Regions from separate parts of the Mus musculus genome. Here regions 1, 3, 4, 5, 6 and 7 are each linked to region 2. A link is a loop called in an ENCODE intact Hi-C map of the cell type or tissue named here. Cell type or tissue: gastrocnemius. All regions are shown on one strand. Region 1 has its middle 13 kb from the start of Krt84. Region 2 has its middle 8.8 kb from the start of Eif4b. Region 3 has its middle 19 kb from the start of Gm35853. Region 4 has its middle 9.0 kb from the start of Gm52200. Region 5 has its middle 14 kb from the start of Krt72. Region 6 has its middle 5.4 kb from the start of Krt84. Region 7 has its middle 16 kb from the start of Krt8.

Region 1 (4,000 bases), 540 kb before region 2:
CTGCTCAGCAGAGCCTCTAGTCTCAGAACTGGCCACATTATCAGTTCTGAATGGTTTGCTTTCTTCTTTAGCAGTAGAAACATCTTCTACATCTCAGGAGGAAGAACTATAAAGCCATAAAATCATTCCTGGGTGTCCTCAGGAGATTGGCTCAGGAACTCTGAGCATAACAAAGGGCACCCAAGGACAGTTGAGACCTTCTACAAGCTGTGTAGAATTTGTGTGGAGACAACACAACCATTTTGAGTGGGACACGTGTTCAGCTTGAGTGGAGTTTGCTGTGTTTGGTTGAACTACAGACCCAGAAAACAGCTGTGCATTTCACCTTGTATTTAGTGAGAGAACAGACAAGCTGTGTCATGGGTCTCCCTGCTGATGCCCCCAGTCCCTAAGTCTCAACTCAGGAGACCCACACATCACAGGTTAGGCTGGACTGTGGCACTTACCTCTAATGTCCCTGTGACTCCTTATGTCACCTAGACTCTGAAGAGCAGGTGACAAGGCCTTTTTCTGCCTGTCCTTTTGCTTCTTCACATGTCTCCTTCCTGTGACCTCAGCACCCATGCTGGCCCTTGAAAGTGACAAGCACACACCCGTCTCAGAGCTTCCAAGTGGGTGTCTTTTCTGTTCATTGTTCTCTCATCCACAAGGCTTGCTCCATTGGTGCTTGTGGGTCTTTTGTGCAAATGTCATCTTTCAGATTCTTCTTCTTTCAAAAATGGTAACCTGCCCTCCTACCCTAAGGCTGTCTCCATCCGGCTTACCTTGCTCTAATCTCTCTCTCTCTCTCTCTCTCTCTCTCTCTCTCTCTCTCTCTCTCTCTCTCTCGTGTGTATGTGGTGTGTGTGTGTGTGTGTGTGTGTGTGTGTGTGTGTAGTAACACACACCCATGTGGGAGCCTGTGGAGGCCAGGGATTAACTTCAGTTATCTTCCTCAACTGTTCTACATCTTATTTTCTGAGACAGGGTCTCTTCACTGAACCAAAGCTCTCTTTTTTAGGTTGGTGAGCTCTGTAAATTTACCTGTCCTTGCCCCATTGCCTTGGGGTTAGAGATGTTCATGACTGCACCGTGGCTTTTACATGGGTGAAGAAGATCCAAACTTAGGTCTTTGTGTCCACATGACAAACACTTGACTCATTCATTGAGTTGTCTGACAGACTATGATCTACTTTTAAAATATGTTTTAGAGTTTAAACCCTCTATTGCACTGTATAATCCATGCATCTTACATAGCCACCATTGTGTGTTTATCGCCTCATCCCAAAATAAGCCAAAAGGGTACAGGCATTTTGTCTGCCATTGGTAGGTTCCTAGCACTTACAACTGCTCTGAGAATTCAGTGTTGGCTGACTATATATGTGTATAAATGAACAGCTTTCTCAAATATTTGAAGGAGGGCAGAAAATGCCACATTTGTACAGCTGTAGACTTCCAACCCGGAGGACCACTCCAGGTTTGAAAACTGCTGGACTTAGAACCTTATATGGCTCTTTCTTGCCCCAGAGTGATGTGAGTATCCTCTGGGAAAAAAGACTGTAGGGTACAGGAGTTTGAAAAGATAGCCACGGTTGGCGAGAGGGAGAGATAGGATTCTTCTGCAAAGTTTTTTTTTGATCATTGCAATGTTTGGTTCCTAAATAAAATTTTGGAGGGGAAAAATGATTTTAAAAGATGTTCAAGTTTCCTGCCACTTGCCTTGGATTTTCTAGCATGAACCTCTGGAGCTAGTGGCCAGCAGAGGGCAGCAAATGCCTTCAGTTGGCCTTCCTAAAGCCTGAGGAAGAGCAGGGAAGGCAAAGGAGGTGTCTGGAGTTGCCCAAGATGTCAACTCTTTGGGAACTGAAGCTGTCCACAGATTTGTGTGCCCACATGGCATTCACCTTGGATAAAAATGCAGTAGTGGGTTTCTGTCTCTATTTGTGAGTCACTAATAATAATAATAAGAAGAATGCAGATGCATCTATTGAAGCAACATGAAGGCTTTCTTGTGCAGCACCTACTGAGTGCCAAGTAAGGCCAGCTAAGTGCTTCAGGTGCACTGTGGCATGAGCTTGACCTCCACAAACTCTTGGAGGTTGGAAATAGGTCTCCAGTCTACCCACAAGACAAGTGGCTCATTAGTGTTCAGGGTCAGGCAAGCACGTGCCCCTGTGTAGGAGTTTAACCTCTTGGACCTTGGGTTTGCTTCTGTTGATGGAAGCAGAAGAGGGGAGCTCCTGGCACAATAATGGATGGACCATGTGTATCACAACCAATTACTAATGTGGGTCTGTTTAAGTCTATGACTCTATTTATTTATTTTCATTTTGGTCTTCCGGATGTTTGCCTTCTATCACCTCTTTTTTGTTTTCTTTAGATTCCTTGAATATTTAAAAATGTTCTTTTAGGGGTTGGTGAGATGACTCAGTGGCTTGCTGTAAAGACTGGTGACCTCAGTTTGATCCCCAGAACCCAAGTCTATGTAAAGGTTAGGGAGAAAACAGATGGCACAAGATAGTCTTCTGACTTCCACAGTCATACCTTACCACACACACACACCATTATAATAAAGTAAAACTCAAAAAATTTACTTAAACTTAATTAGAGTCTCAATGCATATAAAAAATATTTCCCAGTCTACATAGAGCTAGAATATATATGTATGCACTACACACACACACACACACACACACACACACACACACACAGAGAGAGAGAGAGAGAGAGAGAGAGAGAGAGAGAGAGAGAGAGAGAGGATTTGTATGTAGTCTAGATTGACCTGGGAGTGTTTATATAGCTTGGGCTAGCCTCAGATTTACTTCCTAACCTCCCAAACATAAGGACTACAGGCATGTACCAGTATTCCTGGATAGAGCTAGGGCTTTATTACTTCCATCCCCACCTGCTCTGAAGTGGCTGCTGTTTTGTTTTCAACAGTTGTGCACTTTTCAGAGTCTATAAAGGAGTCTATAAAGGAGTGTCTAACATCTGTTGGATACATTGTGTCCATTCCTGCATTGCTACAGAAGGCAAGACAGTCTCTTACATCTAGTTAGATACTTTGTATCCTTCACTCTGCTACATGAAGAAAGTCAGTGTCTTACATCTAATTGGATACTTTGTGTTCTTCATCCCTGCACTGCACGTTTCCCAGTTCCCCAAGGTGTCCCCCCCCTTTACTTTGAGGGGCTTGCTTACAAAGCATACCTGTCTTTTATCCCCCCTGCCTTTGCTTCAGAAGGATGTGCTTGCTGGCTATGGAGTCTTGAACTTGCAGGGCCAAGATAAAGCTCAGTGGAAGAGGCTTAGCCAGGTCACACCAGGCTCTGGGTTCCAGCTCTGGTACCACACACATAGAAACATCACCAAACAAATAGGCACCTGAAGTCCTTTTCCTACTTGGCCCTTGGGAGTTGCAGTTCGCTGCCTCACAGCCTTCTGTGCTTCTGATGAGAACTCTGCTAATGCTGATTTGAATTATTGCTCCCATGTGCAATGTGATACTTTTTCCAGCCTAATATTTCCCAGTTCTTTTTTCCTTTGTTCTTCCTAGTGGATAATGACTATTATTCTGTCTCCAGCACACTGAGTCTTTCCTGTCCATTCTTCTCTGTTCTCACATTCCAAATATTCTACTTTCCAGTTCTAAAAGATCTACTTGGGTTTGTCTCTATCATTTGTTCTCTAGTGCTGAGAAAATCTCTTTCTCTGTTTCTCTCTCCTCCCTCCCCCTTTCTTTCTTTATTGAGGATTGAGTCTAGTCCCTTGAATATGCTGGGCAAATGCTCTATCACTGATCTATGTCTCATCCCCTTTTAAGCTTTCTGTTTTGAGGCAGGGTCTTGGAGTATCTAACTTCAAATCTCCAAAGTCACTTAGGCTGGCCTTGAACTCAGTCTGTAACCAATAGAGACCTTGGATTAAGTTTGTAATTTTCCACCTCAACCAGAATGCTGAGATTATAGGTCTGAACTACAATATCCAATTTACTCTCTTAGTCATTTCTGATGTGTGTCTC
Region 2 (4,000 bases):
CAAAATAGCTCAGTGGATAAAAGTGCCAAGATGATCACCAGAGTTCAGCCCCTGGGATCTGAGTGATGGAGAGAATTGACTCCTGAAAGTTTTCTGCCCCCTTCCTCTCTCACACCCTGACACCTGGCCCTCCCCCACATAAGATGAATAAATAATGTGAAATTTTTTTCTAGAAACAGGCCAAATGACCAGCCCCCAAACACACAGGCCTGTAGGGTAGGGCAAGGAGGACATGGAGTGGGGGTGGAGGGATGGAGATCGGTGTATGACCCTTCACCTAGCCCTTTGCTGATAACAGTCCACAGTGATCCCTCCCTCCTCCTGTTACCTTCAACCCCCCCCCACCTCCCCACCACACACACCTTCTGTCTCCACTCCCTCCTGGCTCTGTAAACATCATTAAACTTCACAAAGTTAAAAACAAAATCTAATCTTATCCCCACATTCCATCTCCACCGTCCCCCATAGTTGGCTCCTTCCTTCATTCTCCCAGACCCCTTTGAGCCCTGTGCTTGCCTAAGGCACCGCCTGCCAGGGGTTCTTCCTGCTCCTTTTTACACTCTCCTTCCCTGAGGCCTTCCTCTCCTAACTCTCAGCTCCTGGGCTCTCTCCTCAGACACCCCTCTACTCTCTCTACTACACTGGCTCCATTCAGAGAGATTGCTCTTTCCCTAACTGGAGAGCCTGGCCTCACAGCCCTTGGCTTTTTATCTAGGGCATCAGTTATTTGAATGAACACTGCATTTGTGCCAAAATGTGATCTGCTCTCTTCTTCCTAAAGAGACAAGAAAGAATTCCACAATGGGAGGGGCAGAACCTTCTTAGCCAGAACTTAAGAGATTTAACTGATTTAAATGAGAGACCCCTTCCAAGTCCAGATGCTCAGGTCATGTGTAAAAGGAGACTATAACAGAGTAGAGAAGCCCAAAGAGAGACACAGAAGCTGAGGAAGGAAGGGGTGGAGGTAGATTAGGAACCTGACTACAGAGGCTAAAGGGACCAAAACCAAATCGTGAGAAAGAACGGGGTATGTATTCTAGATTAAAGAAAATGAACTTTACTTGGAGGGGGGCAGTCTTATCTGCTGTTTACATTCCAGAGGACCCTGCAGCTTCTCATCTTCATGAGAAAACAACTGTAGTGTGTTCTTTCTATACAAAGCAGAGAAGGGCCAGCCTTTCCCTCAGCTTGGCACCCTCCCCACCCCACCCCTGCCTGCACCTCTGACCCTGCTGTCTGGATGTCTGGCCCACTGGAAGGACAGAGAACAGGAGTCTGTCTCCATTTTCTCTTTCCTTGTCTACTCTAAAATCATCCCTTGAGATGCACTTCCTAAGATAACACAAGAGGGCCTGGAAGTTTCAGGGCCCTAAAAGGACAAACAGGCGCATGCATGCATGCACGCACGCACACACTCAAGCAGACACACACCTCCACACCCCAGAACGCTCACGTACAAAATATCAGAAACAGCCTCGGAGGGAAATACCTGAGTCTCTCAGTCAGTCTGCCTCTCTCCACGCTCTCCTCAACAGAAAGGTCATGGAATTCAGGGCTGGAGAGTTCAGGAGTTAAGAGTGCTTGCTGTTCTTTCAAAGTTCAACTCACAACTGCCTGCAACTCCGGGTCTAGGGGATCTAACACCTCTGGTCTCTGAGAGTATCTTTGCACAAATAAAATACACACACACACACCCGTACATATGCATGGTTTAAACGCAATACATCTTTCTTAAAAGAAAGGTGAAAAAAATCAACAAATCATTCATTAGTCCGTGTGTCTGTCCTGCCTGTACTAGACCAGACACCATGCTAGCACTGCTGTGAGACGTCTATCCTCAGTATCCAGTAATATAAATTATGATCCAGCTATTAAAAGACAAAGTTGTCTTGGAGAATCAAGAAAGCTGTGACCTCTGATTGGCCCTTAAGGAACCCGTTGGAAATGAATGCGCACCCGGTGTGGAAGGGCATCCTAGGTGGGTGGAAAAGCCTGGCCAAGGTCTGGACCCGCCCCCTCTTCTAACATCACTTCCTGTCTTCATGCAGCCACCGCCTCCTCCTCCTCCTCCTCCTCCTCCTCCTCCTCCTCCTCCTCCTCCTCCTCTTCCTCCTCCTCCTCCGCATCCCTTCCAACAGCACTTAGGCTGGCTTCTCTACCTTGACCATACTCCCTAGTCATGTTGTGCTGGCTAGTTTTATGTCAACCTGACACAAGCTAGAGTTATCTGAAAGGAGGGAGCCTCAGTTGAGAAAATGACTCCATTAGATCCAACTCTAGGGCACTTTCTTAGTTAGTGATTGATGTGGGAGGGCCCAACCCACTGTAGGCGTTGCCATCTCTGGGCTGGTGGTCCTGGGTTCTATAAGAGAGCAAAATGAGCAAGCCATGGGGGAGCAAGCCAATAAGCAGCACTCCCCCACGGCCTCTGCATCAGCTCCTGCCTCCAACTGTCTGCCTTGTTTGAGTTCCTGCCTGACTTCCCTCCGTGATAGCTGAACATGTAAGCCAAATAAAGCCGTTCCTCCCCAACCTGCTTTCTGGCACACGCGCACACACACCCAATCCCTTCCTACCTCATCCTCATGGATGTCTCCTTTGCTTTCTCGGACTCTGGTGACCAGAGGTGTTCAGTATTAAGGAAGAAAGAAAGAGGGAGACGGAAGAGAAAACCAAACATCTGAGAGAGCCAGGCTCTGAGCAAGTGCATGTCTCGGGACAGAGGAAGTCTGAAGCTTCGCTTTGGATAACCGTTCGAACTGTCCCTTCAGACATTTCATTCCAAACCCGCTTATTTGTCCTCACACAGCTTCATCAGCAGTCTCCACTCTACTGATAGCAGCTGAAGTCCCGGCCCTAGCGGCCCTTGCCCTTCTCTGCCCCCTGGTGGCCTTCTAGCTGCAAACGCAGCGGCTTCTTTCTAACCAGCAGCCGCGGTGCCGCGCTCTGATTTCCTGGCTTACAGCGCCACCATTTGGACGGTTCTACTAACAGGCGGTCGCTCTGTCCCGCGTTCCTCTCCCAATTTTCCACTTAAAGTATGCTGAATGTGGGTAACATCAATAGGTCTAAATCCCCCTCCAGAGCTTCATCCATGCCAGTCTGTCATGAAGGGCCGTGCTAGAGGTGTGGATAGGAGTCAAGGAACTGGCTGTGACTCTCAATCTCTGTCATCTCACTTGTGCCCGAACTATCCCAGGTTCCCTGTTGCCTGTCCCCTCCAGCACCTCCCACTTTCCTTCAGCACTTGGCACATCCTTTATGTCCACCTTGCTACTTCCCAGTCCTCCTCAATCCTACTACCTCAGCTTCTGACTTCTGCTTATCCATCACCACACAAACAACAAATGCTTATTACATTTTAGTTTTATGTGTATGAGTATTTGCCTGTGTGTCTTTGTGTGAGCCAAGTGTGTGCCTGTTACCCACGGAGGCATCTTAGACAGTGGTGAGCTGCCTTGTGGAACCCAGGTCCTCTGCAAGGGCAGCTGAGCCACCTCGACAACCCCTTATTTGGTCTTTATTACAAAAGCAAGGGCTTGGACTGGGTGTGGTGGTGCACACCTTTGACCTCAGAATTCAAAAAGCAGAGGCAGAGCCGGGCGGTGGTGGCGCATGCCTTTAATTCCAGAACTCAGGAGGCAGAGACAGGCAGATTTCTGAGTTTGAGGCCACCCTGATCTTCAGAGTGAGACCCAGGACAGCCAGGGCTACACAGAGAAACCCTGCCTTGAAAATTAAAAAAACAAAAAACCAAAACAGAGGCAGGAGTATCTCTGTGAGTTTAAGGCCAGCCTGATCTACATAGTGAGGTTCAGGACAGCCAATACTACGAGGACATATGAAAGAAACTGTTTCAAACAAACAAGACAAAAAAGCAGAGGCAGGGTGATGGCTTGGCTTGTAAAGGCATTGTTCATGAAGCCTCATGACCTAAGTCCAACCCTTAGGACTTACACAACAGAAGGGGAAAACCAACTCCTCGAAGTTGTTCCATGAC
Region 3 (4,000 bases), 730 kb before region 2:
GATCCACCAACCTGCTGGGAAGTTCCAGAAGGGACTCTGTTATTTCTCAGGTTGGCCCTGGAGAGCTGCTCCTTCCAGGAGAGGGAGTTCCATGAATTTAGGGTACATGGCCCCTCTCCCCATTTTTCTCCCATTTCACCAGCTGGGCAGTGTACTTAACAAAGCTCAGAGGGAGAGGTCTACCTTTGTCTGCTAATGGGGTTTGGTCAGCCTGCTTCTACTGCTTCTAAGCTGTGTGGCTTAGGCCCTTTCTCTGCCTGGCCTTCAGATTCTCTCTTAAGATGAGCAGGCAGGGTACACTCATGGTTCTGGGATGTCACCCCTCGAAGGAGGGCTGTGCCCTAGAGTTAAGGTGAGGTTGCCCAGTTAAGGTGAGGTGGCCTTGCTCATTTATAGAGGGAGATGGACCAATGAGGGTAGTACTGGCTATCTTGTGGTCCGTTTACTTCAGAGGACAGATGAAGAGGTGCTGGGCATGCCATCATGCCTGTCAGAGCATTAGGGGAGGGTCTCCGACAAGTCATTTGGGACCTGGTGTGTTGGGAGTGTTGTGACTGATATAAAGCCTCCAGGGGGTGGCCTTGAAGCCCCATAGACCTTGTGACTGGCTTGATGGCTCTGTGGCTCTGTGTCAGCACATGAACCATGGTCCTTTTCCTCTTGACACAGGACAAAGAACTCCTTTCCTCTGCCATAGGCCATAGGGTATTGGGAGGATATGTGCTTGGACCCCAGAGCTTTGCTTCAACAGAGCTATGGTCTTAGCATATGCAGCTTGTGCAAACAGGGAGGGGGTGAGCAGGCCGTAGAGTCCTCAGGAGAACCCTATGCTCCCCAAGTCTCACACCAAGGCCACAATGTATCCTAGGCTCCCCAAGTCTCACGCCAAGGCCACAATGTATCAAAGTAAAGCCTTTTGTGGCCTAGGGATTAAATGATCCCTAAGCTGTCTAGTTTGCACTCCTTGTCTGTGACCAAGAGGAAGTGGAGGCAGCAGGAATGCTAGAATCCAGCCAGGTCCTGTCCCAACAGGCACCAGAGGGTTGGGCTTCATGGGCTCTAAGCACAGCGGTAGCTAAGCAGCCTCAATAAACAGTGGAAACACACAAGTGCCCCCAGTGTGTGCGTGCTCCTGGTCACGTGTATACCTAGGTTGAGGCCACAGTGTTTCAAATCATAGATAGGGACCATTCTTGTCCCTTTCCAATCCTGTCACAAACAGGCCTGGGATGTGTTCTGTCAGTCACAGAACATTTGTGCTGTACCTGGCCAACCACACACATTATCCTCTTCAGTCCCTATAGCCCTGGATGCAGGTAACCTTAGTACCCATTTTCAAAGATGGGGAAACTGAGACTCTGAAAGTTGTACAAGCCCAAGGGCAAGGGCAAGGGCAAAATCAGGCTTCAAATTTAGTTCCGTCTCACTGTGGAATCATTTCAGCACTTTTGGGATGTGTGCATGTGAGCAGTGACCAGGGTATGTGCACACATTTGCAGAGATGGTTGCTATGCTGGTGGCCGGTGTCTGTAGGATGCCTCCATTAAGATGTATACACTTATATGACCCATAAAGCCCAAATGCATATGTTTGTGTATGCGTGTGTATACATGTGTGCAATGCATGTCTATATTCACTAGTGCAAATGTGTGATGTGTGTGTACTGTGCCATGTGGTTCTCTCAACCTCCCTGTCAGCCCATGTGCCTTCTCTCCCTTCTTGGCTCTGGACACAAGTGGAATACCTTAATATGTTTCATGGAAGGACTATCAGGCTGGTGCCACATGGGTTTGTGACAGCCTTGTAGACGGCACAGGAGCCTTCGGGAGTCCACAGCTTGGGCAAGAAATGCCAGATGTGAAGAAGAAAGGGGGTTTCTCAACCTCCAACCAGGGACAGAGATCTGTAATAGACTCCATTAAGGAGCCCTGAACCTGGCCCCTTTATTTCTCTCTTAGGGTTCAACCTCAGAACTTGGGACAATTCTCCTATGACCCTACAGGGGGCCCAGAGTCAGGGCACCTGTGGCTCTCAGCACAGATCTCTGCCAGGCAATCCACCTCTGTACTGGAGGCAGTGGAGGGGAGAAGGGAACCCCAAATGGTGCTAAGCCTCTTCTGTGGCTCACATAAGTAGGGTGTTGTCCCAGTCCCTAAGGTAAGGGCTCACTGTTCAGTGTGCTGGTATAGATGTGACAATGGACAGCAGGGGGCGCTCGGAGCCTGCAGATTGTAGATAGAGCCACAAAGGAAGGCAGGTGAAAGGAGGGTAGGACTGGCTCTGTGCTGTGTGTGTTTGTGTTGTGTGTGTGTGTGTGTGTGTGCTGTGTATGTGTGTGTGAGAGAAAGAGAGAGAAAGACAGAGACAGAGAGAGACACAGAGAGAGAGACAAAGGGACACAGATGTGTGCGTGTGTGCGTGTGTGTGTGTGTGTGTGTGTGTGTATGTGTGTGAGAGAGAAACAGAGAGAGACAGAGAGAAAAAGGGGGAGGGGAGGGAGAGGGGGAGGGGGAAGAGGGAGGAAGAGAGAGACACAGATGTGTGTGCACGTGTGTGTATGTGTTGTGTGTGTGTGTGTGTGTGTGTGTGTGTGAAAGACAGACAGAGAGACAGAGACAGAGAGACAGAGACTGAGTGACTTCTCTGTGTCTTAGCTGTGCTGACCCTAAAGTCTGGGAGTTGGGGTGTTTGTACCTTGGCTCTGTTTGCTTTCCTTTGGGCAGAAATTAAGTGGCTACTGTGACAGCCATCAGACTCAGATATCTTAGCAGACACCCTGAAAGCTTAAAAAAAAAATGGAAGCAAGCCAGCAGAGGAGGGGTGATCTTTTATTTCTGAGCAGAGGCTCTGGCAAGGGACCTGGAGACATCACCCACATTCCTCCTAGGACAGCTGTGTAACCCTTGCCCTTTCCCCTGCAGATCCAGAGTCGGATACCTTGTCAGAATGTCATATAGCCTTTGATATTCAGCCGTGCTTTCTCTAGTCCCATGCCTTCAAGTCCAGAAAGCACCACAGGTTCTCCCTGCTCGAGCCTGCCTCCTTCAGTTCTAGGGTGACTTTCTGGGCTTCCTAATCCCCAGAGAGTGACAGGTGTTCCCCTTTCTCTTTTGTGTCTTAGCCAACCCCCCATTAGCTCTCTGTGGGAAATCCCAAGTGTGGTTTCTCCTTTAAAATGCTTTTTTATCAGCACACATTAATCATACATAACGATGGGTTTCATCACATTTTCACACATGTATTGATTTTGATTATATTTTTCTTCTCAGGTAGCTTCCCTTCCACTTCCAGATCACCTCCCCTTTTATGAGCCAGGGTTTCACTGTGTAGCCTCGGTTGGCCTGGAACTAGCTATCTAGACCAGGCTGGTCTCAACACAAAGATTGCCTCTGCCTCCCTAGTGCTGAGATGGAGGGCATGTGACATCACATCCAGGTTTATGACGGGATCTTGAGGGGCCTAATCCTATGCTGTCTCTGTGCAGGTAGCCAGTCACAGCTGGTGTGAGTTCATAAGCACAGCAGCCACGTCACGCCAGGAAGTCAGCACCTCACCCCAATTCCCCAACTTCCCCAGGCTCTTACGTTCCTTCTACTTCTTCCCCCCCCCCAAGATGTTCCCTGGGCTTCGGAAGGATGTTCCCTGGGGTCTGGATGATACAGACGTCCCATTTATGCATGGGTATCCGATGGTCATTTCTTCTCTCTGTTCTTGACCAGGCATCAATCTTCACAACTATGGCTGATCATTGCAAAAAGAAGCTTCTCTGACTAGAGTGGACAGGAGCAGTATTCTCTGGGCACAGATGTAGTTATTTAGATGGCCATTCTTGGGCACACCATGTCCATTTAGCAAACCAACAGCAATGGTTTCTCTACTAGAGTCTATGACTTCTTTGGCCACAGGCTTCTGACTGAGTTTTCGGTACCAGATGTAAATTCTCTCATGTGGAGTGGGCACCAGGTCCGATCTAGCACGGCCCCTTATTTTGTCTGGATAC
Region 4 (4,000 bases), 740 kb before region 2:
GCTTGCCTGCTGCCATGTTCCCTACCACAAGGGCCATGTGCTCTAACCCTCAGGGACTGTGAGCCCAAATGAACACTTGATAAGCTGACCTGGTCATGGTGTCTTAGCCCCAGCAATAGGAATGTTACTAGAACAGTCCCCAGGACTGTTAAATCTCAGGACATCTGCAGAATGAAGGTGCCCAATTACATGATATTGTCAATAGGTGCTTGCCAGGTGAGCAAGTGTGGAAGTGTTCAACTTTTGAAGGCGTGGTGCGGTGGGGCCTTTGAGACGGTTTCCTGTAGGTAAGTGGGCCGGGAGCTGGCTGAGGGCCAGGATGACCATGAATTCCTGATCTTCCCTTACCCCACTTTGCTGAGCTAAATCCTAGACCTGAACCTCATGGAGATGCCCTCATGGTTCTCTTGGGAGGGCTAAGCCCATAGCCATGCCCCTTCCCCCTGGGAGGGCTAAGTCAATAGTCACCGCCCTTTCCCCCTGGGAGGTTAAAGCCATAGTCATGCCCTTCCTCCTGGGAGGGCTATCCCATAGCCACGCCCCTTCCCTGGGGGTGAGTCTAAGCCCAGAGTTACGCCCCTTCTCCTTGGGGGGCAGTCTAAACCCATAGTCACGCCCCTTCCCCCTGGGAGGGCTAAATCAATAGTCATGCCCTTCCTCCTAGGAGGGCTATCCCATAGCCACGCCCCTTCCCCTTGGGGGGCGGTCTAAACCCATAGTCACGCCCCTTCCCCTTAGGGGCTCTAAGTCCATAGTCACGGCCCCTTCTTGCAGAGATACTTAATTTTCACGAGTGTCTTAATTTTCTGTCCTAAGGATTCACCAACTTGGTGGCTTAAAACACCAGAAATCGATTACCTCACAGGTCTGTAAGTCCATGTTTATATCAAGGGGTCTGCAGGGCTGTGGCCCTGGTGAAGGCTCCAGGGCAGACCCTTCTTCTGCCTCCTTCTGCTGGCTTTTAGCAGCTTGGAGGATTCCGCAGTCCTCGTAGATTTGCTCTGAGCTCACCACGTGCCGGTGTATTCTTCTTGTCAGTTTCTCACAAGGATACCTGTCATTAGATTTAGGGTTCACTTGGGAACTAGAGGGGATCTCACTTGCATACTCCAGATGAAGTCATCCTCCCAGGTAGATTTTTCTGGGGCCATTGCTCAACTTACTTTAGGGTTTTTGATCTAAGCCATGTATGTTTCATAGGTGGGAGAAGATTCTGTGGGTTCCTGACGACCTCACCTGGAGGACTGCTTTGGCCTGTTTGGCAAGTTCGTCGGTTTCTCTTGTGTATGCACACTGGTGCCCCTCTCGAGTGGCTCATAGGGCTACCGGCAGCTCCCCCAGAAAGCTGTTTAGAGAGGAGGGTGGAGTAATGGGGCTATATAGAGAGGTTTGGTTAAGCCCTACTTCTGCCTGCTACAGGGACTCCACGGGTGGGTCCTCCTGTACAAACTCATTGACAGGAAGGGAACCCTTCCGTTGGTTCCCTCACCTTTCAGCCCAGGCCCACGTCACAATCTCACTCATCAGCTTCAGGGCACTACTCTGCCTACTTTTCGAGCTCCAGTCCAACCATCACTGAGTTGAAGGAAGACTCAAGCTGCAGCACCGCTTGCCTCTGTTTCCTAGTTCACTCACCCTTGCCAACTGCCTGGTGGCTTTCTTCACCAGCTCTGGTTCGGTCCCAAGAGCCTAAGGAGGTCTAGTCCTATGTTGTCCACTGGAGGGCGCTCCTGCTCCGTGGAACTTGCTGTTTCCCAGTGGGGGCAGGGCTGCGGCAGCTTTTCTGCGGGAGGTGGACAAGAGAGGCTGTTGAGCCTGCCCAGCAGGTCTGGGTGTGGTGTGAGGAAGCTGCAGGCCTGGGAGAGCTGGGTTATACACACATGGTTTAAAAGGTGTGTGTGTGTGTGTGTGTGTGTGTGTGTGTGTGTGTGTGTACATGAGGAGAAGGGCAGTCAGTGATGGTGTCAGTTGTAAATGTCCTGGTTCCTCTGACTCTCTCAGGCCTAGGGTCCCCACAGTTGTGTTGTAAGGACTCAGGTAAAAGACTGAGTCTGGCCCTGTCCACCCCCACTCCCTTCCACATTTTCACTCAAGGACAGCTTTGGAGTCTTATGTCACTCTTCTTATAAGTGAGATTCAAGCAACCATACATACTCCTGCCACAGGACCATCATGGGATGTGCTGGACATGCAGGGGTGTGGGGTGGGGATCTAGTTCGGAGTCAGGGTGGCAGGGGATGTCAGGTGGAGAGAGCTGGGCTGGAGAACCTATTGCTCAGAGGTGCAGGTGTGAAAATAGTGTGCAGGTGTGAAGTGTGTACCCAGGGGTGAAGAATGCCCAGGTATGAAGTATGTGCAGGTGTGAAGAGTGCACAGGTGTGAAGTGCTGCAGGTGTGAAGAGTGCCCAAGTGTGAAGAGTGCGCAGGTATGAAGTGTGTATCCAGGTGTGAAGAGTGTGCAGGTGTAAAGAGTGCCCAGGTATAAAGAGTGCCCAGGTGTGAAGAATGCCCAGGTGTGAAGTATGTGTGCAGGTGTGAAGTGTGTGCAGGTGTAAAGAGTGCCCAGGTGTGAAGAATACCAAAGCTGTTGCTGGGAGTCTGGGTGAGAGGGAAGAGGGCCTTTGGAGCTGGAACCTGGAGCCTGCCTTAGGGCTATAGGGAGGCCTAACATGGGCTGGAGGAGTATGGGGCTGGCCTGGAAGGAAAGATGGCTTTCACTGTGCCTGGGCACCATTTTGTACATCATGGGGTCCTGCTGGGTTGGGCTGGGTGTGGCTGGCAGACAGTGGATTCTTGGTTGCTGTGGTGGGTTGAGGGTCACTCCGTGATGAGGACTGCAGGCTGAAGGCGGAAGTGTTTGGAGGGTTGTGCTATTAACCCAGGCTTTTGAAAGACCCACATTGTGACAGGGAGAATCATCCCTCTGATGAACATGGGGTGAGTTGAGGTTGGACGGTGGGGGCAAGAAGGGCAGGGACCTGGGCCATGATGGCTGCTGGAGAGCAGGGCGGGTTTCCTAGGAGGAAGAACCTCTTCACTGAACTGAACTGAACTGAACTGAACTGAACTGAACTGAACTGGAGAATCTATGAGAATCTGCATCTCTACTTGGGACACCCTGGCCTGGGACCTGGCCTTACCTGTCCCCAATCTCCTGTCTCCCCTGGTTCCCACTGCCCACAAGTGGCTGTGACTCCTGGCTAGGATTCTGGTGTGAGCCCTGGTTATATGGAGACCTGGGATTGGGTAAAAGAGCTTCAGCCTCAACCCCACTGAGTGACGTGACATGACAGGGCCTCGTGTGTGTATGTGTGTGTGTGTGTGTGTGTGTGTGTGTGTGTGTGTCCTTGGCTCACCACTCTCTAAGCCAGGGCTCCTCATATGATGGTGACAGGCCCAGAAAAGAGTCACCAGGGATGGCCCTGCCTCCTCAGGGCTGAGGGTGAGAGGAAGCTGAAGGGAGTGGTGTCAGGGATTGTGGAATGTGGCCTCAGCTGGGGCTCAGAATCCCCTCAGCTGGCTATGGCAGCTGCCTTGGAAGTGGTTGAGGTTGTAGAGACTCAGACCAGCAAGCTAGCCCTGTGCTTCTCTCTAGATAGCAGCTGGCAGGGGTTTTAGGATGGAGAGGGGGTTTCCATAGCAGGAAGATCTGGGGGCTGGGAAGAACTTTTGGCCTTTATTCCAGGAGCCTGGGTTGCTGAGGGTTGAGGTGTGGGAGGGTATTGTTGCAGAGGGCTTCCAGCTGTGAGGCAGAGGGCTTCTAGCTGTGTAGCACAGTACACTTGACTGTGGAAATAGGGCAGGCCACAGCGGGACAGTAGGTCTGGAATCTATATGACTCTTGGGAGTCCTGGAATGGAACTGCTGGGGGACCTCAGGGAAAGATTGTCTTGTTTCAAGCCCTTGCTCCCCTGTGGTGAGTCACAGGCCGGGCATGCGGGCATCTATCCCACTGCTCTGGTCTACCCCAGGCACTGCTTTCTGAAGAGGGCTCCAGATG
Region 5 (4,000 bases), 290 kb before region 2:
TCATCCCTAGGGAGATGCTACAGTGGTGGGTCAGGACCATGGTGGGACGTGCCTCAGGTATAGATGGAATGGCCAGCCCCCTTTCTGGGTCAACATTATAACTGAGCCTACCAGACCCGGGAGATAGAATTAGGGAGAGGGTGGGAGCTGGGGAGATGCCACTGGGTAGGACCAAGGTACTGGGCACCAGGTAACACCAGAGAAGGTGGGGATTGGGAGGAAGAGACACAGAGGTAGGATATCAAGGGGGGAAAATGAAGGGTGTTGAGGGAAGATAGAGTCTGAAAAAGCTGCTCAGTGAAGAGCCGAGACTGAAGAAAGGGGCTGCACACCACGGCTGGCGACAGACTGCCAACCAAGCCCTTGAAGCTTGTCAACACAAATATCCGCATGCTGCCCAGCCAGAGACTGAGGGACAGGCCACCTGCTGACTTCAGGAAATGTCCTGCCCGAGCCCTATCCCCACAGACGCAGACTGGTCATAGAACTGGAGACTGGAGCAAGCAGTGGTTAGGAGCCGCTAGCTGTCGGCCACTGGAGCTCAGAGCCACAACATCATCTTCTCCCTCCGTAGCTAGAAAGCTCTACTCACCCTTCCCTCACAGTGCCAGGGAGGGCGGGTGCCAGGGAACCAAATCCTCACTTCCCTAGTGACCAGGGGTCTCAAGAAGGCAAGTGGGGGTTTGATGGCTGGCCACAAGTCACAATGCCCACTGCCAGATCAGAAGGGGGCTTTGTAAAATGAACCAGGAGCCAGGAGAGCCAAGATGGGAGAACAGCGACCACCAGGGAGCCAGGAGACTGGAAGCAGTGAGATCAGGACTGGGGCACACTTATTTTCCAGGTCATGAGGAAGAGCAGAGGGTAGTGTGGAGCAAGCCAGCAGCCATGGGAAAGAGCCTTCTGGGGTCCGAGGAGAATGCAGTAAGAGCTGTATGGAGCAGGACTGGAATGGGCTAGTCTGGTAGGCACATTTCAGAGAAGTTCGGAGCAACTGCTTGTCCACGGCTTACAGGCACCAGTCACTGGAATCAGCACTTCAACCATTTTAACTCACCCTCACGCCAATCCTTTCCCCTTCTCCCCATTGTTAAAATAAAGAGACAACAAAGGCAGGCAGACTGATGAGTAGCAAAGAAACAAAGCCAGGAATGAAATGCACTGCTGGTTGGCAGTGTCCCAGGCCACCTCTGCTTCTTCATCTATAGTTACAGCTGGAAGGACCTGGAACCTCGGAGATCTAGATCTAAAACCCTTGTGGGGACAGACGGTAGGAAATATGAGGTTAGGACCATCGGCCTCCTAAGGGAGACCCACAGCAACATGGGATGTGGAGTGGATGCTACCCTGAGGCTGGAGGAGATAGGGAGGACACCTCTACACCCCAGCCCCCTGCTGGTGCTGAAAGGAGCTGCCAAAGAGGAATACAGAGACAGACAGGCAATGCAAAATAATCACCAGTCACCCTGAAGGCATTTAAGGCAATGGAGTCCTGGGGAACCCACAGAGTAGCCTTCCACATCCTCCTCCAGGAAGCCCTGTACAAGATTGTCTATGTACAGTTGTGCAGTGCTGGTTCATCTGCTTTGAGAGACAGTTATTCAAAGGTCGCCCTTATAGCCAAGGTTGGGACTTGCTTGAGATGCCAGTGGGACTTGGAGGAGGGAGTGTTGCTGAGTGACTGACCTCCCACGCTCCCAGGACCTCTGACACAACAGGGATGTTCTCAGACACCTGAGGGAAAGCCCTGTGAAAGAACAGCTAGCTACTGAAGGTGGGGAGGTTCAGAAAGAGGGGGCTGCCTCCTTTCTCCTTCCATGAGAGGAGAGGAGGGGAAGGAGGAGACAGGAGACAAGGCCCTGGCAACTCAGTGTTTGGGAGCAGTCTAGGCATGCCAGGGAGCCAAGCAGCTCCTCCCCCAGAGAGGCACTGGGCTGACCCGGGTTTATCCCCCACAGCTTCTTTGTAATCTTTTTCTCAGGGCCGAGGTAGGTGCAGTACCAGGAGCTGCTGACAGAGGGCAGTGTGTGCACAGGTTAGATGTACCAGAAGTGTTAGCACTTGAGACAAATCCAACGTTCCATACACAGTCTAACTCTATCAACTTCTGCTGCTGCCCGACTCCTGGGCCCTGAACCAATCAGTACACATCCTACAAACACAGAGAAAGACCCACAGATGCAAGTCCCGTGGACAGAACATGGTGCTGAATACCTCAAATCCCAGTATTCTGGAGAGACAGGAGGACCATGGCAAGTCAAGGGCCAGCCTGGGCTACACAGGGTGTTCCAAGCTAGCCAGGGCTACTCAGCAAGACTCTTCCCAAATGAAGTTATCAGTCACTCAGATCTTGCAATGACACACGACAGGTTCAGGTCAACAAACAACAGTGTATATAACCAGGTCCCAGAGTGGGATAAGAAGGCTGAAAACTTTCTGTCATTTGATGATGCTCCAAAGCACTGGGTAGGACTCAGGTGTTCGTGGTAAGTCTGGAGAACACACACTCACAACACCACCAGGCATAAAACAATTATAGGCAGTCGCAATACTTGACAAGAAGACAGATGGCTGTCACCAGTGCCTGCATTGCTACACGATGCATTGATTCGTCATCTTAGAGAGTGTGACTTCTGCTTATCCACTGTGCTGCCCCAGCAACAGCTGTGTACATCTTTTCAGGGTTGAGCTGCACTGCCTAGGTGGGCATAAGCACACTCCGCATAAGCACACTCTGACGCCTGCACCCTGGCACGATCACCTAGCAACACTTTCCAATCACGTGAGTCTTCATTACGCAACACACAGCTGCAGTCATAACAGCTGTGAGGTGTCCTCCACGACTGGAATCACAGACCCCAGAACCTCACAGGGCTTCAACGCCCACTTCTGTCCCTCCTCGATACATGGTCTGATCCTTGGTGAGCTGTTTAACCTCCCTCCCTGAGTCCCAACACCCCAGAGCAAACTGGGCAGTATGACAGTAGCACTTTCATTGTTGACAATGGTCCATACCAGTTCTCAGGAGAATTAGCCATTCTGCCAGGTAGAAAAGTCTCCAATGGGGCTGAGCTGAGCTCCCGGCACACCAAAAGGACAAGGCTAGCTAATGTTAAACCCATTTTTACAAGGGCATGATTTTTCTACTGCGCCACAACTGGCAATTAAAAGAAGCAAAATCCAAAGTCAGAATGCCAGGCAGGTCCAGAGGGACGTTAGCCTGGATGTCTTTGCTTTGCCTCTTTCCCAAGGATCAGTTTAGCATTTGATGATATCAAAGGGCCCCCATTTCAACAATAAATTATGTAAAGTGTATGTATGTGGTTGTGTTAGAAACACAAACCTACTAACCCGGTGTTTTCTCACTTACATGGCAAGGCATTAAGGCGTTTGTATTATGTAGGGCTCTTAATTCCCCAGAAGCAAAGACTCCACTTAGTAGCACATTCTCGCAGGAAATATATCCTGAGTTGAGCCACACATGAGGACCCTGGGACAAGAGGGTGTTGAGGGATAGGGGAGGGACATGCATGGATACCAGCATAGGTTCAAGGGGTGTCACAGCTACACAGGTACCTGCTGAGACCCTACTATTCCCAGGTACTATAAGCAGAACTCTCATTCCTCTGAGCTTGCACTCCTGAAGAGTGGGGCCTGGGGAATGGTCGGGCTGGCAGCTAGAATGTCACTTCTCTTTTCATGCTAGGTGGCTTGATGGGGTTTCCTGGAAGAACTGGGCACAACAGGTGCATGGGAGGGAATGAAATTTCATCCTGGCTACAAAAGATGAGGAAATTATTTTTCTCAATAAGTGGAAAATAGATAAATGGCCCCTGGGTGAGAAGAGTCTAGTCAGCTAAGGGATAGACTGATATGGATCAAGGAAGGATGGACATAGGAAAAGATGTCATAGGCACCTGGAACGCCACCTTTCAACAAAGCTTGTTCTTGAAAGACCGGCCTGCCCATGATAAGATCTCTGTTCACATCAGTTGGCTGG
Region 6 (4,000 bases), 530 kb before region 2:
ATGCATAACACAGTCCTGAGCTGTGTCCTAGGGGGTGGTGGGTGGAGGCAGGGGGAGGAGTCGCCCTGGCAACTCTGGGCTGGAGGTTTTGCTGCTGTGACAGTTTCTCTTGTCAGGAAGCCTGGGTGTAATCCCAGAGATCTGCCTCTCCTCAGTGGTGTGACTGAGTCTCCATTGCTTGGTCATCATGATACTATCTGGGGCACGGGAGGAGGGAGACCTTCTGAGTGGGAAGGGAGAGGAGGGGAGGAGAACCCCCTCCTAGCTAGCCAGGGGAGGTCCAGGAAGTCCGGGTAGGTCTGGCTGGGCCTGTGGGTGTGTGTGGGAAGGACAGGAGGGGAAGCCCAGGAGCTGAGGAGGCTTTGCTAAACTGCTCCTTCTGCCTGGGCATGCGTTTGTGCTGAGCTTCTCATGTCGAGACCTGCTCCTGTCTGGAAAGCGAGTTCTGGAGTGGCCCCTCCAGAGTGCCTGGCTGGGTGGGTGGGTCAGAGGCAGAAGCTACCATCGTCCGGCACCTTCCTGTCTGTGCCTTCCCAGACTGAGGGTCCAAAGGTTTCCTTAGGGGAGGTAAACTGATCCATTTTTATTGGGCAACACCTGCTACCTACCAAAGGATGAGTTTTTCTGGCTGGATTCAAATTTCTTGCCTACTCCACATAACCAGTCCGGAGTGAAAATGTTGCTCTTGGCAGTATGTGCGGCTCAGATTGCTTCCACAGAGCTCCACCATGCTTTCACGGTGTGTGCGTTGACTGCAATCATGCTGGCAGAGCGGCATCTTCCTGCCCTATGGTTCTGATGTCCCAGCTTCCCTTCCTCTGCTAAGGGTCCTTCCCTTCCCTTCCCTTCCCTTCCCTTCCCTTCCCTTCCCTTCCCTTCCCTTCCCTTCCCTTCCCTTCCCTTCCCTTCCCTTCCCTTCCCTTCCCTTCCCTTCCCTTCCCTTCCCTTCCCTTCCCTTCCCTTCCCTTCCCTTCCCTTCCCTTCCCTTCCCTTCCCTTCCCTTCCCTTCCCTTCCCTTCCCTTCCCTTCCCTTCCCTTCCCTTCCCTTCCCTTCCCTTCCCTCCCCTCCCCTCCCCTCCCCTGCCCTCTCCTTTCCTCTCCTCCCTTCTCCTCCCCTCCTCCTCCCCCACCCCTCACTCCACCCCTCCCCTCCACTCTATACTGGGATTGCACATAGGGTCTTGTGCATGTTAGGCAAACTGCTCTACCACTGAGCTACATTCCCACCCTTCATCTCCTACTACGTTGCCCAGGTTGTCTTAGAACTATCTGCATTCCATGGCAGGCCTTGGATGTAACAATCCTTAGCCCCCCAGAATCACAGTGCCATTTTTGAAGCCATTGTCCCAAGCCAAGCTGCTGGGTTTCTTTCTGAGTGCTTGGTAACTCTAGCTGGAAAGAGGGCGAAGTAAGTGAACCTGAGACCACAGAGGTGACTGGATGAGGAAGGGTCACTGGGAAGCACAGGAGCAAAGGATTCTGGGGACAAGTTCTGAGGCAGAAAGCACTCGACAGCCAGGGCAGGGAGAGGCACATGGGCTTGTGAGACACTTGGGAAGGCAGACACAGGAATATAGTGCTCACCTCCAGTTCCTCTCATCCTCCTCAGAGCTCTGCAAACTGCTCCCTGGCTGTCCCTACTGGGACCCTCAGTGAGTAGCAAGGTTTAGATTCATGCCACCCACCAGGATAGGCGATTCCTCCTGTCTCCTGGTACCCAGTGGGTCTGCACAGAGGGAGGTGTTTTTGAGAAGAGTGGAATGAGAATTGGCAGGTCACCACCAGGAGGCACTTTCATGCTGTGAATCACCTCCCACACCGTGGAAGGAAGAGTAGCTACTGCAAGACGATACAACCTGAAGAAGCTGTGTGGAGTCCCTGAGATGTAACCAGGCCTGAGCTAGGGTGTCCATGGCTGCTGCGGGTAGCACTTGCTTGGGCTCTTCCACCTCCTAGCAATCACTCTCAGGAGCCCGACTGGCCTGGAATCAAAGTCTCACAAGAGGCTGGTTGCTGACTCCAGGCCAAGAGTATTCCTAGTTCCAGAGACCTAGGTTATAAACCAGGAGGGAGTTTGGCAGGCACAGGTGCAGGCAGAGATGGAGGCTCTCCCTCACTATGCCCCTGCCAGCTGCTGTGCCTCACAGTAATGGCCTCTTTCATCTCACAGTCCTGCAGACCTTTGAGCTTCAGGCTTGTCTGCTACCTGTTGCTCTTCCGGAAGGGGGAGCTTTTGAGTCTTGCTGGCTACACTGAGACCCCAAGTTCTGTCATGCCCTGCCCCCCACCACTCAGCCCTGCCCCCGCCATCCAGCCATATTTCTGTCAGAGACAACGGCTATAATCATTGCTTCAGTTCTGCACTCCCACTAAGCTGCTCTTAAAAGCCCCAGAGTACAATGCACAGCTCCACACAACAGGCTTATTTAAGGGGACTTGGTAAAATTTCTGTCAGATGTTTGCAGCTGTCATTATTTCCCTGGCTCCCAGCTTCCTCTCCGGCTGGCCCTTAGGAGCTACCTTTTATCTGTGTATTTCCTAACACATGCAGGAGTCACCCAATTAGTGGCCAATCGTGCCAGCTTCTTTCACTTCGAGTGCTTCAAGGATTGCCCATGTTGTAGCACCCATTAGCATCCTATTTCTTCTCAGGAATAAAGTTATATTTTCACTGTCCAGCTGTGCCATATCATTTTGCTTATCCGCCGATGGGTATCTGAATCGTTTCCAAGTCTTAGTTATTATGAACCATGTAGCAGCTTTTTTGTGTATGGAAACACATGTTCATTTCTCTTGAGTATGTATCTAGGAGTGGACTAGCTAGGTAACTCTATGTGTAACACTTTTGGAAACCAACACTCGGTTCTCAGCAGTGATTGTGCCAGTTAGCATCCTGTCACAGGTGTAAGCAATCAGGTATTTCCATCGGCCTAACTTCAGGGACCTGGCAGCAGATTACATCATTACCTGCCATCTCAAAGTACTTCAGGTGTGGCAGGTGTGGTTCATAAAAGGTACTGGCCACACCAGCTCTCCCCTCAGCTTCCAGGATGCAGGAGAGGGGAGAGGGGGGAGGGGGAGGGGGAGGGGGGAGGGGGAGGGGGAGGGGGGAGGGGGAGGGAGGAAACTGAGAGCTCAGTCTTTCTTTTTCATGTGCTCACTTCAAGGCAGCCTTTTGCTCTCCCCCCTCCCCCAACAAACTTTTTACACTAGATCTGTTGCGAGGCATAATTTCTTAGTGGCACACCTTGGCACAGGCCTGCCAAAGGTACCTCCAGTCTCATCTCTCCTAAGGGCTCTTAGTATTGTTACTTACAGGAAGGGTTGTCTCCTTCACCTCTGTACCATCAGCACTCCAGCCTGACTCAGGCAGGTACTTAATATCTGTTGTTGGCTGGGTGTGGTGGCGCACGCCTTTAATCCCAGCTCTCAGGAGGCAGAGGCAGGAGGATCTCTCTGAGTTTGAGGCTATTACTGGTTTACACAGCAAGTTCCAGAACAGCCAGGACTTCATAGAGAGAGCCTATCTCAAAAGTAAAATGCAAAACAAAAATAGATTGCCCAAACAAAAAGCGGATGAGAGGGTTCTTTTAAACAGGCTGCCCAGAATCTGCAGCTCCAGGCTTCCCATCACACTCCTCTCTTGGGTCTCTGTGAGCCTCTCTAACCAGCTTTCAGCACAGCCACTAGCTTGTTTTGAGCATCATCTATGGTTGCACAGTTTGGTCCAGAGTTCTGGGAGGTTAACAGGCCTTGTTTCTCATCTTGGTATCATGGGCCTCTAGCTCAGGGCTCTGCACAGAATGGAGACTCTGAATGTGGTTGTGGGAAGGAGGAGGCACCTTCTGATTCCAGCAGGGGCCACCACAAGGGACAGAAAACTCTCGAGGAGGGATGAACTCTGAGGTCAATGCAGCCAGCAGGGAGGGTTCTAGGGCCTCATGAAGGGTGAGACTGCTGGCCTCCAGGCTTAACTCCAGTCCTTGGACTCCTTAAATGA
Region 7 (4,000 bases), 76 kb before region 2:
AGTTAACATCAGGTGTCTTCCTCTATGACTCTCCACCTTACTTTTTTTATTTTTATTCTTTTACACTTATATTGTGCAGACATACTTGTGTGGGCACACATCTGCCACAGCTCACATGTAGAGGTCAGAGGACAACTTCTGGGAATTGATTCTTTCCCCTCCACCATGTGAGTTCCAGAGATTCAGCTCGGAGTGGCATCAGGTAGGAGCACCTCACCTGCTTAGCCATCTCACCAGCCCCTCTACCTGAGACAGGGCTTCTTGCAAACCTGCAGTTTATTCTCCTAGGCTTCCTGGCCAGTAAGTACCATACATGCTCCCATCTCCACCTCTACCTACCCCCTCAGCACCGATTACAGGTGGAGCACACATGCATACACAGCACACACAGTGGTACAACACTTTACATTCTTTTTTCTGATACCAAGTCTTCCAGATCTGATATATGATTTAGCGCCGTTAGCAGCTCTCAGAGCAAACCAGCTGTTTTGAAGCAGCCTCAGCAAGCACCTGTGACCAGTGGCCACCACGGTGAACATGAGCAGTCTTTAACTGTCTCCCCCCCACCTCAGCAGGTAGAACGAGGAGAGAGGGCCAAGCAGCTCGTGGCAGCGGGTTTGGGCCATTCAGAGTCCCATGAGTCCCATCAGGAGTTGGGAACATGGGCTCTGTCTGGGTGAGCATACACCTCTGGCTCCTTGGCTTCTTCCCAGAAGGGATCCTGCGCCTCCGATAAAGGACTGACAGAGTGAGAGGTGCTACAACAACGCCTCTGGCCACCCCACCCCAGCCACCCCTACCCTAAACCTCTCCCCCTGAGCTTCAATCCCCCCCCCCCAGCTTCTCTTTTCTCTCTTGGTTCTATTGGTCCTCAGCTCTCAGTTCCCGGTCCCCTCTCTTGGCCTTTCCTTCCTTTTCCTCTCTGACTCACATCTCACCCACCCCACCCTCATGGCCTGATCTATTCTGCTGGCTGCTTTCAGTCTGTTAGTTTCTCTCCCTGCTGGACTCTTCCAGATGCCTCTGGCTGCTCGCTCTCTATTCTCTCTCTCTCTCTCTCTCTCTCTCTCTCTCTCTCTCTCTCTCGTAGATGCAATAATAAATAAATAAATAAATAAATAACACCTCCCCTCAGCCACACCCAGGTGTGGTCATGTTCTCCTTTTCATTAAGTTTGGTTAGGATTTTTTTGTTTGTTTGCTTTTTGTTTTATTTTGGTTGTTGTTGTTGTTTTTGTTTTTGTTTTTAGGGGGTTTTGTTTTTTGTGAGACAGGGTCCCATGAAGTAGACCAGGATGAACTCAAACTCCAAGGCCGCTTTTGTCTCCCAAGTGTTGGGATTCACTGCATACACCACCATATCCCGCTCCTCTGTTTTCTTGGTTTGTTTGTTTTTTTAATCTGATAATCCTTAATATGTGGCAAACGAATCCATTCCCCTCATCCAATCGTTCCTGCCTGTCCCGCTGAAATCATTTCTAGTTGCAAGTGAGCCATCTTATCTAGAGACGGAAAAGCAAGCCGCCCTGTGCCTCCACTCCGCTCTGCACTGGAAGAAAGTAAGTCTCACATCTGCCGCAGTGTTCTGTGAACATGTTCAAGTGCAAGCCAGGGGTCCAGTTTCTTACCCCAGACCCACTCCACCCTTACCTTGGCTGCCTGGCTCCTGTTTGTATTTGGAAATTTTATCTTTTAAACCAAAAAAATCTCTCTTCAAGGTATCCATGTTATTGCTAGCCAGGTCAACCCCAAAGGTAGCCAATTGGACATTTGAAATGAGAAAAAGGAGCCGCTCCCTACATTGCAAGACAGTTCTCACGTTGTCCACCAGGAGGCGCCGGAAACCTGCATAAAGAGACCCATACGGCATAATTGAGGAGTGCTGCTTACCGCCTTCTTCCTATCCTTTCCTCAGCCTGCTTTCCTATAGAACCCAGGATCAACAGCCCAGGGATGGCAACACCCGCCGCGAACCGAGCCCTCCCCAATTGATCACTAATTGAGAAAATGCCTTACAGCTGGATCTCATTGAGGCATTTCCTCAACTGTGGGCCCTTCCTCTCTGATGACTCTAGCAGTCAAGTTGACACACAAAACCAGCCAGTATACCACTCTTTAGGAGATAGCTTGTCTAGGACGGATCCTGTGTTCAGTGTCCACTAGAGGACAAGGGGCAGGTGAGGACTTCTCCTCACCCAAAAGCTTGGGCGTAGATCCAAGTCTGTTGCTCTGATCTAAACCCTACCACCAAATGCCTTGGCTTGCAAGCCTGCCTCCCAGGAACATATTCAGAGAATCAGGTGAGGCGAAGCCCACCTGACCACTTCGGACTGGAAGCTAGTACAGGAGGGATGGAGAGGGGTCTGAAGAGATGGCTCAGTGGTTAGGAGCACCTGCTGATCTTCCAGGTTTAAATCCCAGCACCAATGCGGCAGCTCACAGCCGGCCATAGCTCCATAACGCCCTCTTCTGGCCTCTGCAGGCACCACATTCATGTGGTGAGCAAAAGTATACACAGGCAAAACACCCGAATACAGGCAAAACACCCGAATACATAAAGTAAATCTTTTATTTTTTCTGTTTTTTTTTAAAGAAGAGAACTTTTCTCTCTCTCTCCCCCCCCCCCCTCTCTCTCTCTCTCGTTTATTTTCAACAAAACAGGGAAGTGATGAAGCCTCACGGAGAAGGACACAATCACAGACCAGAGAGGCGCCTTCTCTGGCCCCTGTGTTCTCACCGCTCCTGTGGGAAGTGACACGTGACAGAAAAGAGAAGGCACGGAGACCATCTCCTAAAGAGTGATGGTTTTGTGTGCCAACTTGACACAAGCTAGAGTCATCAGAGAGGAAGGGCCCACAGTTGAGGAAATGCCTCCATGAGATCCACCTGTAAGGCATTTTGTCAATTAGTCATCAGTGGGGAAGGTGGTGCCATCCCTGGCTGGTGATCCTGGGTTCTCTGAAAAGCAGGCTGAGGAAGCCATAGGAAGAAGGCTGTAAGCAGCATCCCTCCATGGCTTCTGCATCAGCTCTTGCCTCCAGGTTCTATCACAACAATAGAAACCCTAACTAGGAGGAATAGAAATGTCATTTCTCTTGTTAGTTCAGGAACCCCTCATGCCATCAGGATGCTGCTGCCCCTCACCACTTCTGTGACATGGTTCAGTTGTCCTCTCTTCCTTGAAATGAAGACATGGGAGGTGACATATCTCATATCACAGATCCTATAGTTGACAGAGCCCTAATGTCCACCCAGGTCTTTGTTCCTACCCAGGGTTCGTTTTCAGGGTCTGACTTGAGTCATGTGTTCCTATCAGACCACAATGCCAGGATTTCTCTTTCTAAAACAGAGCCTGCTCCACACACACACACACAATGGAAGGAAGGGAGGGAGGGAGGGAGGGAGGGAGGGAGAGAGAGAGAGAGAGAGAGAGAGAGAGAGAAAGAAAAAAAGAAAGAAAGAAAGAAAGAAAGAAAGAAAGAAAGAAAGAAAGAAAGAAAGAAAGAAAGAAAGGTGAGTGAATCCTCACATTTACCAGCTTTTGTTGAACAAACTTTGGTCCTTAATTTAAAACTACTGGTTAGGGCCTGGGGAGATGGCTCAGCAGTTAAGAGCACTGGCTGTTCTTCCAGAGGTCCGGAATTCAAGTCCCAACAACCACATGGTGGCTCACAACCTCCTATAATGGGATCTGATACACATATACATAAAATAAATAAGTATTTTTTAAACTATTGATTAAATTAAAATGGCTACAGTCAAAATTACTGGAGGGATTAGAGGTAGGCAGGTCCTGAATTCAATTCCCAGCAACCACATGGTGGCTCACAACTATTTGTAATGAGACCCGATGCCCTCTTCTGTGTGTCTGAAAACAGCAACAGTGTACTCATATACATAAAATAAATAATTCTAAAAAGAAAATGAAAAGTAGATTAGGGGTGACACCCCATCCCCCAGTAATTGTCAAAGCCAAATAAAATAGCCAAAGACTGAGTCTT

Evidence for each region. Peaks named below come from ENCODE experiments on the same cell type or tissue, not always from the same donor. Only the 100,000 strongest peaks of a DNase experiment are listed, where the experiment ranks them.
Region 1: a loop joins it to region 2, with 3 times the contacts of the local background. A loop is called at or near these places in 19 of 42 quality-filtered maps.
Region 3: a loop joins it to region 2, with 3 times the contacts of the local background. A loop is called at or near these places in 29 of 42 quality-filtered maps.
Region 4: it touches region 2 in a loop (5-fold over the local background); 28 of 42 quality-filtered maps call a loop at or near these places.
Region 5: a loop joins it to region 2, with 7 times the contacts of the local background. A loop is called at or near these places in 24 of 42 quality-filtered maps.
Region 6: a loop joins it to region 2, with 4 times the contacts of the local background. A loop is called at or near these places in 15 of 42 quality-filtered maps.
Region 7: it touches region 2 in a loop (14-fold over the local background); 41 of 42 quality-filtered maps call a loop at or near these places.

Annotation. Positions count from the first base shown.
Region 1 is chr15:101,518,233-101,522,232 of GRCm38, forward strand. No RefSeq gene overlaps it. Among named protein-coding and RNA genes, the nearest start is that of Krt84, 13 kb to the right of the region's middle. In gastrocnemius, a CTCF peak has its summit at 1,738 (motif pointing right); a DNase peak (open chromatin) is centred at 1,751.
Region 2 is chr15:102,062,944-102,066,943 of GRCm38, forward strand. No RefSeq gene overlaps it. Among named protein-coding and RNA genes, the nearest start is that of Eif4b, 8.8 kb to the right of the region's middle. In gastrocnemius, no CTCF peak of the experiment used is centred here; DNase peaks (open chromatin) are centred at 2,476 and 2,915.
Region 3 is chr15:101,337,529-101,341,528 of GRCm38, forward strand. No RefSeq gene overlaps it. Among named protein-coding and RNA genes, the nearest start is that of Gm35853, 19 kb to the right of the region's middle. In gastrocnemius, a CTCF peak has its summit at 2,177 (motif pointing right); a DNase peak (open chromatin) is centred at 2,211; H3K27ac peaks cover 1,884 bases.
Region 4 is chr15:101,325,711-101,329,710 of GRCm38, forward strand. No RefSeq gene overlaps it. Among named protein-coding and RNA genes, the nearest start is that of Gm52200, 9.0 kb to the left of the region's middle. In gastrocnemius, a CTCF peak has its summit at 1,718 (motif pointing right); a DNase peak (open chromatin) is centred at 1,741; H3K27ac peaks cover 265 bases.
Region 5 is chr15:101,770,873-101,774,872 of GRCm38, forward strand. No RefSeq gene overlaps it. Among named protein-coding and RNA genes, the nearest start is that of Krt72, 14 kb to the right of the region's middle. In gastrocnemius, a CTCF peak has its summit at 2,001; DNase peaks (open chromatin) are centred at 1,384 and 2,005.
Region 6 is chr15:101,536,255-101,540,254 of GRCm38, forward strand. No RefSeq gene overlaps it. Among named protein-coding and RNA genes, the nearest start is that of Krt84, 5.4 kb to the left of the region's middle. In gastrocnemius, a CTCF peak has its summit at 2,224; no DNase peak of the experiment used is centred here.
Region 7 is chr15:101,986,461-101,990,460 of GRCm38, forward strand. It overlaps a transcript of Krt78 not described here. Among named protein-coding and RNA genes, the nearest start is that of Krt8, 16 kb to the right of the region's middle. In gastrocnemius, a CTCF peak has its summit at 1,816 (motif pointing right); a DNase peak (open chromatin) is centred at 1,833; H3K27ac peaks cover 357 bases.